Regions from separate parts of the Homo sapiens genome. Here region 2 is linked to region 1. The links are chromatin loops, found by intact Hi-C in ENCODE. Cell type or tissue: PC-9. All regions are shown on one strand. Each heading gives the region's core, and the rest is flanking DNA. Links, peaks and the distances in the headings are about the cores only. Region 1 overlaps LARP1 (La ribonucleoprotein 1, translational regulator). Region 2 holds the start of LOC107986464 (a long non-coding RNA gene).

The links. A loop is a pair of places that touch in the nucleus more often than their neighbours do. Peaks named below come from ENCODE experiments on the same cell type or tissue, not always from the same donor. Only the 100,000 strongest peaks of a DNase experiment are listed, where the experiment ranks them.
Region 2: it touches region 1 in a loop (6-fold over the local background); 1 of 110 quality-filtered maps calls a loop at or near these places.

The regions. Positions count from the first base shown.
Region 1 is chr5:154,809,394-154,814,771 of GRCh38, forward strand. It overlaps LARP1 (La ribonucleoprotein 1, translational regulator), which reads left to right. Exons shown (of 19, transcript NM_033551.3): 17 at 1,854-1,963; 18 at 2,120-2,247; 19 at 4,494-5,378. The coding sequence ends at 4,703. Among named protein-coding and RNA genes, the nearest start is that of MIR378H, 17 kb to the right of the region's middle. In PC-9, for the core only: CTCF peaks have their summits at 2,664 (motif pointing left) and 2,867; a DNase peak (open chromatin) is centred at 2,668; H3K27ac peaks cover 497 bases.
Region 2 is chr5:153,971,865-153,977,242 of GRCh38, forward strand. It overlaps LOC107986464 (a long non-coding RNA gene), which reads right to left and starts at 2,099. Exons shown (of 3, transcript XR_001742937.1): 1 at 1,977-2,099. It overlaps LOC107983980 (a long non-coding RNA gene), which reads right to left and starts at 5,325. Exons shown (of 3, transcript XR_001742534.1): 1 at 5,191-5,325; 2 at 4,399-4,492; 3 at 2,170-4,029. In PC-9, for the core only: CTCF peaks have their summits at 2,703 (motif pointing right) and 2,904; no DNase peak of the experiment used is centred there; H3K27me3 peaks cover 543 bases.

The DNA of each region.
Region 1 (5,378 bases), core at 117-5,116:
CATGAAAAAAGACAAGTTTGGAAAAGCTGATGAAAACATCCATCATTCCAGAGACAGCAAGTGTTCTTCTGCCATCAAGCTTCCTAGTTTCTTCTTGGCATATTTAATGTATTTAGCTCATCCTATGAAGTTTGTGCTCTTCCAGACTTTGTATGCATGTGTAGTTGTAAAATTTACATACTTGTTTACAAAAATGGACTCATGGGCTCATTCTACGTCTAACATGTTTGAACATGTCTTTTCCATTTGATAATGTATTATTGTAAGCATTCTTCAGTATCCTTAAGTATACATTTATACTATTTCTTTTTTTTTTTTTTTTTTGAGGTGGAGTCTCGCTCTGTCGCCCAGGCTGGAGTGCAGTGGTGCGATCTTGCCTCACTGCAACCTCCACCTCCACCTCCCGGGTTCACGCCATTCTCCTGCCTCAGCCTACCGAGTAGCTGGGACCACAGGCGCCTGCCACCACGCCTGGCTAATTTTTTTTGTATTTTTAGTAGAGACGAGGTTTCGCTGTGTTAGCCAGGATGGTCTCGATCTCCTGACCTTGTGATCCGCCTGTCTCAGCCTCCCAAAGTGCTGGGATTACTTTGTGAGCCACCGCGCCCTGCCTTACTATTAATTTCTAATAGCTTATATTACTCCATTGTATAGATTTGCCATGATTTTTCTTAATTGCATCTCTATTCGTTGACATTTGTATTTTGCTTAATTAATGCTGCTGTAAACAGTTTGGTACATCTGTTAAGATCTAAATCTGGACTGGGTGCTGTGGCTCACACCTGTAATCCCAGCACTTTGGGAGTGCGAGGCAGGCAGATCACTTGAGGTCAGGAGTTTGGGACCAGCCTGGCCAACATGGTGAAGCCCCGTCTCTACTAAAAATACACAAATTAGCTGGGTGTGGTGGCACATGCCTGTAGTTCCAGCTACACGGGAGGCTGAGCTAGGAGAATGGCTTGAACCCAGGAGGCAGAGGTTGCAGTGAGCCAAGATCGTGCCACTGCACTCCAGCCTGGGTGACTGAGCGAGACTCTGTCTCAAAAAAAAGAAAAAAAAAAGATCTAAATCTATTGGCATGTGTTTGTTTTTGTTTTGTTTTATTTTATTTTGGAGACGAGTCTCACTGTGTCACCTAGGCTGGAGTGCAGTGGCGCAATCTCGGCTCACTGCAACCTCCACCTCCCAGGTTCAAGCGATTCTTCTGCCTCAGCCTCCCGAGTAGCTGAGATTACAGGCACCCACCACCACACCTGGCTAATTTTTGTATTTTGGTAGAGATGGGGTTTCACCATGTTGGCCAGGCTGGTCTTGAACTCCGGACCTCAAGTGATCTGCGTGCCTTGGCCTCCCAAAGTGCTTGCATTATAGACATGAGCCACAGCGCCTGGCCGCATGTGTTCCTTGAAGTGAAATTTCTGAGTCAGATAAATGAACAAACCTACTAATTGGCATGGTCAAATGGCTTTGCAGAGTTATACCAGGGATTGGCCAACTTTTTCTAGAAAGAGTCAGTAAATACTTTAGGCTTTGTTGGCCATAAGGTGTTTGTCGTAATTACTCAACTCCGTTCACTCTGTTATTGTAGCAGAAAGCAACCATAGATACTTCATAAAAGAATAGGAGTAAACAAATGTCTGTGGCAGGGGGACAGAGTTCCTTGACTGCAGGAAATCTCTGAACATTTTATGCTGGACCCACTTAGACTAGCATTCTAAAAGCGTGTATGCTGTTTTTTCAATACAGAAATAACATGTAGTTTAAACTGTTTCATAGTTCCTCTGTTATGCAGGCACATTTCCCGTTTTACAGATGAAGAAACTGCCCTGATTTCACTGACTTGTGTTCTACAGATATGGTTTGGAGTGCCTTTTTCGATACTACAGTTATGGCCTGGAAAAGAAGTTCCGGCTGGACATATTCAAGGATTTTCAGGAGGAAACGGTGAAGGACTATGAAGCTGGTAAGAGCCAGAGTTGGATCTGAGTGAGGCCTGGTCATGTAGGCCTCCTCTTCCCCAGTTGGACCTGGGTCTTTCTGTGTATTACACAACACCTCCCTCTCTCCTCTGAGCTTCTTTATCCTCACCAGCTCAGCTTTTCTGTACCTCTCCCTACAGGCCAACTGTATGGGCTGGAGAAGTTCTGGGCCTTCTTGAAATATTCCAAAGCCAAAAATTTGGACATTGACCCCAAACTGCAAGAATACCTCGGCAAATTCCGACGTCTTGAAGACTTCCGAGTAGATGTAAGTGAAACTCTTTCTCTAACTCTGCTTGTCCTGGAAAGAAAACTGGACCAGGAATCAGGATACTTGGATTCTGGTCCAGCTGTGCCCCTAGCCCAGGAACCCCTCTCCCTGCTCCCCACAATTTGGGCTTTGCTTTTTCACCTTTAAAATGGAGAGTGAGTGGCCAATGAAGGCTAGTTGGAGATAGTTGTATGGTTGCTCCTGCTTACCCTTTCTGTGGTACCATCATAATGCTCTTTCTCTCCTATCTCACCATCCTCCTTGCTACTGTGCCCAAGTTAGCCACTACTAGTTGATCAGGATGGGTATCCAAGATACACACATTTGTTCTTTCTGGAAAAAGCCAATTCCAACCCCAGTTTATAAATTAATGCCCAGGTCTCTTATGTTCTTGGAGCAGCGCCTCAACGGTGACATCCAGTGGCAGGGCTGGGTTATTACTGCTGGGTATATCAAGGGAAGTTGGAGTGATTTAATTGATTCAGCAGATACTGATTGGATGTCTCTGTGCTCGGTGCTTTAGAGATAAGGGAAAGAGGCTCAGTTTTTCCTTCTGAGAGTTTATAATGTAGTAGAGATGTCTCTTTGTCTTATTCCCTTCAAACCTTTTAGCAAAAAGGCAAATGCAAGTAAATGACAATTAGACTAGCCCTTAACATTTTGTATTAGTCTCTTCTCACTCTGCTAATAAAGACATACCTGAGACTGGGTAATTTATAAAGGAAAGAGGTTTAATTGACTCACAGTTCTGCATGGCCAGGGAGGCCTCAGGAAACTTAAAATCTTGGCAGAAGGGGAAGCAAATACATCCTTCTTCACATGGTGGCAGCAAGGAGAAGTGCAGAGTGAAGGGAAGTAAAAGCCCCCCCCCCCCACCCCCCCTTTTTTTTTTTGGAGACAGAGTCTTGCTCTGTCACCCAGGCTAGAGTGCAGTGGCACGATCTTGGCTCACTGCAACCTCCGCCTCCCGGGTTTAAGTGATTCTCCTGCATTAGCCTCCTGAGTAGCTGAGATTATAGGTGCGCACCACCACGCCTGGCTAATTTTTGTATTTTTAGTAGAGATGGGGTTTCACCATGTTGGCCAGGCAGGTCTCAAACTCCTGACCTTGTGATCCACCTGCTTGGCCTCCCAAAGTGCTGGGAGTACAGGCATGAGCCACCGCGCCCGGCCCAAAAGCCCCTTATAAGACCGTCAGATCTTGTGAGAACTCACTCACTATCACGAGAACAAGATGGGGGAAACTGCCCCCATGATGCAATTATCTCCACCTGGTCCCTCCCGCGACATGTGGGGATTATGGGAACTACAATTCAAGATCGAGATTTGGGTGGAGACACAGCCAAATCATCACATTTATTATTTTAAAACTGCCATTTATTAAGTGTTTATTATGTGCCAGGTACTTTACATTGACCTTATTTAACCCTTATGTGGTGACGCAGACAGGACTTATTAGGTTAACTGAGGTTCGTGGCCATCCAGTGACATAATGGCAGAGCCACTCAGGTCTCTCAATATAAACACAAATCTGTTTTCTTTTATTCTTAAGCATTTCCACCCTTGAGGAGGAGAAGGGAGGGGAGCAGGGTACAAGTCACAGAGAACCTTTGTGATAAGTAGACCTATTAGGGTGGAACAAGGACTCAGTTTTGGTTCCCAAAATGGGAAGGAAACGTCTGTCTTCGGGGTTATAAGACCTTTGTTAGTGGTAAGGCCAGTCTGGAGCATGGTCTGAGTCTTAGTTCAGGATCCTCTGGACCTTGAAGAGAATGAGGTGATCCCCAGAAGGATCTGGGCCTTCTGAGCTGAGACGTCGCAGCATACTGCATGCCACATTCCACATTTCTGAGCAAGAGATCCCTTCTTGGAAGGGAAGCAGAAATGAGGTTGGATAAAAGCCTGGCCTTTTGGGGCAGGTAGACCTAAATTTTGTCTTTATCGGTTACCAGCTATGAGACCCTGGGGAAGTTACTTTTTTGTGCTTCAGTTTCCTCATCTATAAAATCAGATGTCCATGGGTCCACATCAAAGGGTGATGCTGACCCCATGAGAGAGTGTGCATAAAACAGCACAAGGCTTGGCATGAAGAAACGCTTAATAACTTATAATTTATTTTTAAGGTTAAACCCATTCATTTTCTATATTTGGAGGTAGAAAGTAGGAAGTGTCTAGACGGGCCTGGCAAGGAAGAGGGCGTAGATAGTGCTTCTGATCACCTGTGACTCCTTCCTCTGTTGCAGCCCCCCATGGGTGAGGAGGGCAACCACAAGCGACACTCAGTGGTAGCAGGAGGTGGCGGCGGTGAGGGCAGGAAGCGGTGCCCCTCCCAGTCTTCCAGCAGGCCTGCTGCCATGATCAGCCAACCCCCTACACCACCCACCGGCCAGCCTGTCCGGGAAGATGCCAAATGGACAAGCCAGCACTCGAACACACAGACTTTGGGAAAGTGAAAAGCTCCTTAGCCCTGGGGCTTGAGGGGGGAAAGGGGTAGGGTGGGTAAGAGTCCATGGGGGTGCCCAGTCCCAGGAAAGGGGACAATGAAGGGACAGGCCTGGAGTTACTAGGACAGGCCTTTGTGCTGAGTAGCAATGTATACACCATTTGGGCTATCAGAGGTACCCCTGGGCAGGAGCCTCTACATCCCCTTCCCCCTCCTCTCTCCATGACTCTTGACATCCTAGCTTCTTCTAAGGGGGGAGGGAAAGGGGGGAGATTTTTATATATATATACATATATATATATCAAGTTTTAAATTATTGATAGTTCATCTGGATTACCAAAATCACTCTGCAGCCCTGCCCGAGGCTAGTAGGCTGCAACCCTGGTCCCCACCCCTAACCTCCTGCTCCCCCTCAAGCCAACTATGCAGCCCACAAGAAGGCCCTGCGGGCCCCCCCATTGCCCAGCACTGTCTCATAGAAGGCTCTGGTGGTACCTCTGGGCCCCAGGAGCATCAGCCCCTTGATCATCTGGGGTTTGTCATCACCATATTTTCTCCCTGCTGTTCCCACCATGCCCTTCTGCCATCTTCTGGGAGAAGGAAACCAAAGGATCTAAAACTGGGGTTTGGGGGAAGGTTTCAGCCTCTCCCCACTCCCCTTGCCCCACACCCTTTACTCCCCAGC
Region 2 (5,378 bases), core at 145-5,144, 840 kb before region 1:
GCACTTCGGAAGGCCAAGGAAGGAGGGCAAATCACCTGAGGTCAGGAGTTCAAGACCAGCCTGGCCAACATGGCAAAACCCTATCTCTACTAAAAATACAAAAATTAGCCAAGCGTGGTGGCAGGCGCCTGTAATCCCAGCTACTCGGGAGGCTGAGGCAAGAGAATTGCTTGAACGCGGGAGGTGGAGGTTGCAGTAAACTGAGATTGCACCATTGCACTCCAGCCTGGGTGACAGAGAGAGACTCTGTCTCAAAAAAAAAAAAAAAAACATAGAGACTAGGAAAAACAGAGAACGTGGAAAATGGCAAGGAAGCAGAACATTTAAAAAAGAGAAAATCATGTCCTGTAAGCAAGAGTTGGTAAGAACTGTCTCTAGAGCAAGGGGCTGTTATTCCTGAGATGCCAGAGAAGGGGATCTGTGGTTCCTGAAGTTCAACGTGCCTCATCTGCAGAGGCTGTTTTAGGTGCAGATTCCCAGGTCCATCCCAGACGGTCTGATTCAGTAAGTCACCCCCAGTGACTCTGGTGCAAGGGGTCTCAGAACCACCCTTGAGAAATGCTGAGTGAGACTTTTCAAAGGATTAGAGCTGCCTTACTAGGAACTGGGCTTTCTGTGGAGGGCAGTCTTCTCCCTGCCTTTGAGGGCACACAAGAAAGGCAGGGCTACCCTTCTCATTCTCTATTTCTCTAGCACTCTGAAGTTCTAACAGAAACAAGACTGCACTGGGAGCTGAAGATCCAAGTGGGGAAAGGTTTCAATGTCTACCTCTTTCTCTGGGCTTCACTCTTTAAACTAGAGGCCATACACATCAGAGAAATGCAAATCAAAACCACAATGAGATACCATCTCACACCCGTTAGAATGGCAATCATTAAAAAGTCAGGAAACAACAGGTGCTGGAGAGGATGTGGAGAAATAGGAACACTTTTACACTGTTGGTGGGACTGTAAACTAGTTCAACCATTGTGGAAGTCAGTGTGGTGATTCCTCAGGGATCTAGAACTAGAAATACCATTTGACCCAGCCATCCCATTACTGGGTATATACCCAAAGGATTATAAATCATGCTGCTATAAAGACACATGCACACGTATGTTTATTGCGGCACTATTCACAATAGCAAAGACTCGGAACCAACCCAAATGTCCAACAACGATAGACTGGATTAATGTGGCACACATACACCATGGAATACTATGCAGCCATAAAAAAAGATGAGTTCATGTCCTTTGTAGGGACATGGATGAAGCTGGAAACCATCATTCTCAGCAAACTATCACAAGGACAAAAAACCAAACACCGCATGTTCTCACTCATAGGTGGGAACTGAACAATGAGAACACATGGACACAGGAAGGGGAACATCACACATTGGGGCCTGTTGTGGGGTGGAGGGAGGGGGGAGGGATAGCATTAGGAGATATACCTAATGTTAAATGACGAGTTAATGGGTGCAGCACACCAACATGGCACATGTATATATATGTAACCAACCTGCATGTTGTGCACATGTACCCTAAAACTTAAAGTATAATAAAAATATACACATATTAAAAAATAAATAAATAAATAAATAAATAAACTAGAGGCCATACATCTTATCTCCAGAGAAGAGAAGGGAGGATACAAGAGTCAATTAATCCTCCTGTGCCTCTTCCATTACAGCTGAGCTTTTAAAGACTGGACTCTGGGTCAGTGGGAATGCCTCCGAGATACGTTCTGGGCTGAAAAATAAAGTACTACCCTCTCATTGAAGCCTTCAAATTCCTCCAGCTTCCATGCATCTCCCTCCTCTGAGGATCCATAGCACCTGGGCTAAGTTGGTACCAATCAGCACCTGGGGTTTTATGTGGCTTGAGAAGAACCCAGACATATCTGAATTTCTATTTTAACAGGGGACTCAAGAATTCACAAAGCACCTTCACACCAACCATCCATTTAATCTCAGTAATCTCATGGAGCTGATTGTGTACCTGATGGAAAGACTGAGGATCCAAGAGGCTGGGCTGGAAAAAGGGCAGAGCTGGAGGAGAATGTAGGCCTCTGCCTCCCTCTTCCTTCCATGTCCTCATTCCATTTCCTCCAGGAAAGCTGTGGCTTGGAGAGATGGGCGGGTGGGAGGGGAGCACTCCACCTCATGAGGGCTGGAGCTGGGACCAGGAGGGAGTGGGTTGTTGTGGTAGCAAGTGGATGGAGCAGTGTGCTTGTTAGGCTGATGGCCCTGTCTCAGAAGCAAGGGGAAGAGGTAATCAGCTGGGATAGAAAGCTGGGAGAAAGAGGAGGCAGCAAGACAGAGTGGGGGACAGTATGGATTTGGGTGTCAGGAAACCTGGAACCTACATGTGTGACCTGAAGCAAGACTCTACTTCTCCACAGGTGAAGGTTGCCTCAGTTTCTGCACCTGTACATTGAGGAGGTTACATTCACTGTTCTCCAATGTACCTTCCTCCTCTAACACTTGGGCTTGTCCATCACTGGCTGCCTCCCTGACTCTCTACCGAGCCACTATCAGCAGAAGGCTGAATAACATGCGCCAATATGACCCAAAGACCACAGAAATTCCCTAGACTTTTAGGATAACTCTGTTGCTGTCCTATTCCACTTCCCACCCACCACAGCCAGAAAGTTTCCTAGAAGCCTCAAAATTCTCAGGTCACACTGGATGGCAGGCAATGCTGCAAAAAGCTACAGTGACAAAAACTGACCAGAAGATGGAGCCAAATGCCCTGGAATCCGAAACAGTTTTATTTGTCGAATTTTTAATTCTAGGGCTACAGAGCAGAAACTAAAGCCACAAAGGCAGTAAGAGATGTACTCAAGGTCCCCCATCTGCTCAGGGGCAGGGCTGGGAACCACGCCAATCTCTGCGGTCCCACACGTAATTCTACAGTGTCTGTTTCAAAGGTATAGGTGGTTCTCTAGAGAGACCCAAAGTTTTCTTCTAGACAGAGGTTCCAGACTCAAGGTCAGAAAACTCAGGCTGCTTAGGGCAGTGGAAGGAGCACTGTGCTGGGAGTCAAGGGACCCTGGTCTGAGTCTGACCCTGCTCTGATTCCCTGTGTGACACTGAGCACTCTCTCCACCCACCCTGGGGTGACATCAGCCCTTTGGCCAGAGCTTGTCCTATGCCTCACCACTCAGTTCACTTCTGCCCTGGGATTTAGCAGCTCTGGGGCCCAACCCAGCTCTCCTATGACTCCTGACATGACCTCTGGCAAGTTCCTTCACCCTCCAGGACTCAGTTTCCCTGTGTGCTCTCAGAGTACTGGGTCCAAGACCACAGTCTGATGCCTTTTACCAGCACTCCTGCCAGCTCCTTGTCACTGCTGCTGCTGTCCGTCTCACTGCCTTTGTCCTCCTGCCAGGGAGACATCATGTCCACATGAGGGTCCTGGGGCTAGGCTAGGTCCTCCCACCATATCTGGAGCCCCCACTGCATTCAGAGGACCTCCCCCTTCCCCAGACCCAGCTAGGTATGGAACATGCACAGGGCACTAAACAGGAAAACAAGTTATTATAGGGAGCTACGCTGAGAAGCAATGACAGAGAAGTATGACCTGGGACAGTGAAGGAAACATGGCACTGGGGAAACAGATACTTTAGTCCAAATTCCGACAGTAGCTTTTAGAAGCCTACGGCCTTAACCTAATTCACCCTAAAATATAAACAGCTGCTATCAGATACTTTCCAGAGAGCGTGATAAAGGTAGAAGGAGGGAGAGGGCCCCAGGCATTGAGGAGCTGAAAGGAGAGGATAGAGGAGAAAGAAGCAACCAGAGAAAATCTGTGGGAGTGGAAGGGGAAAACTAACTTTTCCTACCTTAGGACATCTCCAAAGCTGCTCCAACCAGAAGGCAACGACACAGGTTAAAGAGATGTTTCCTTGGAAGATACATGTCCAGAGAGAAAGGAGAATGTTTTCTGGGAATACCACTTCTTAGACACCGGACTTAGACAAATGACTCTTTGATGGAGCGGGAACTCTTTCCCCAACTCTGCTCGGAATCAGCAGCCAAGTTCCTCAGCTCTGGAGAAAGGAACAGTGGCCATAAAGTCACCACTGCCCTATGAAGCCACAGTCCCTTTTCCCAGGCCTCTCAGCCCAACTTGTTAATTTCTATAGGTGGGTTTTGAATCCATCCATATAGCTATTTAATGTTGATTGGTTTATTCATGAAGCACCAAAGTCACTTCAGATGGCCAATAGCACTGTTCCTGGGTCCTCTTATCCCTGAGCAAAGCCAGCTTCTCCTCTTCCCAGGACACCTACTTACTAGGATCAGCCCGACCTGGGCAGCGCAGTCACTCCAGCAAGACATCCATACGGGCTGGTGGCTATGACCAATAAGCCTCACCTCCTGACTGTTCTGACCCAGTAGGGGTCCAGGAGACTCACCACCTTCTCCACCTCTGCTGCTCCTCACGGAGGTTACTCTGCAGCTTCCCCTTCTCTTTCCGCGGCGTCTTCTTGTAATCATCTTTGCCAAACCCTGGAGGGGATGATGGAGAGAAAACAGATTCAGGTGAGAGGCTGGCTTAACAACACAACCTGCAGTGATCAGGATCTGCTTCCTCTTTATCCACCTCCCATCCTCCCTCTCCTCACTCTTATAAGTGTATCAGGTTTTTTCAGCTTTCTTAAAACACTTTCACATCTATTATATTATTCAATTAGAGCCTCATTGCCACTTTCCAAGGTGGGCAGGGAAGGGATTAGGAACCCATTTTACAGAAGAAGAAACTGAGGTCCACAGAAGGAGGGAGACATTTCTAAAATGATACAAGAAAACTGTTGCCATGGGACTAGAACCTCAGACTCCTTCCTCCCAGTCCTGCCAAGTAGGGCAGGACTATGAATGAGGGAAACATCCCAGCTCACACATCAACATTGACTGGTGGTGCTATAGTTAAGAACACCCCAGGAAAGACCCGGAGCCCCTGCTAAGCACTGCACAGCCTGGGGTCAGCCTTTGGGGTTCCTGTGGGCTATCAGAATGGGTATGCGGTCACCTGATATAATGTAATGACACAAGCGTAACCAGATGATGCATGTACATATGACATGCATGAGCTAGTGCATCTGAAATTCAACAATTTACAGATGTAAGTTCCCCAGTGGCCATTTATTTCTGCTCATAGTTCGCATGGCCTCTGACCCCAGTATTGTTTATCTGTAGTTCCAGACTACCTGACAGACAACATTTTCTGTAGATCCTAATCCAGATTTCTGGCAACTCTGGAGATAGTTTCCTGCTGATAAGCCCCCTTCTTCCACTGCACCCCAAGTCACAGCCCCCTGAAGAACATGCCTAGGATACAGAGAAAACAATCTCATATAAGCAGGAACACAGAAACTCACACCTTAGGACAGAATTC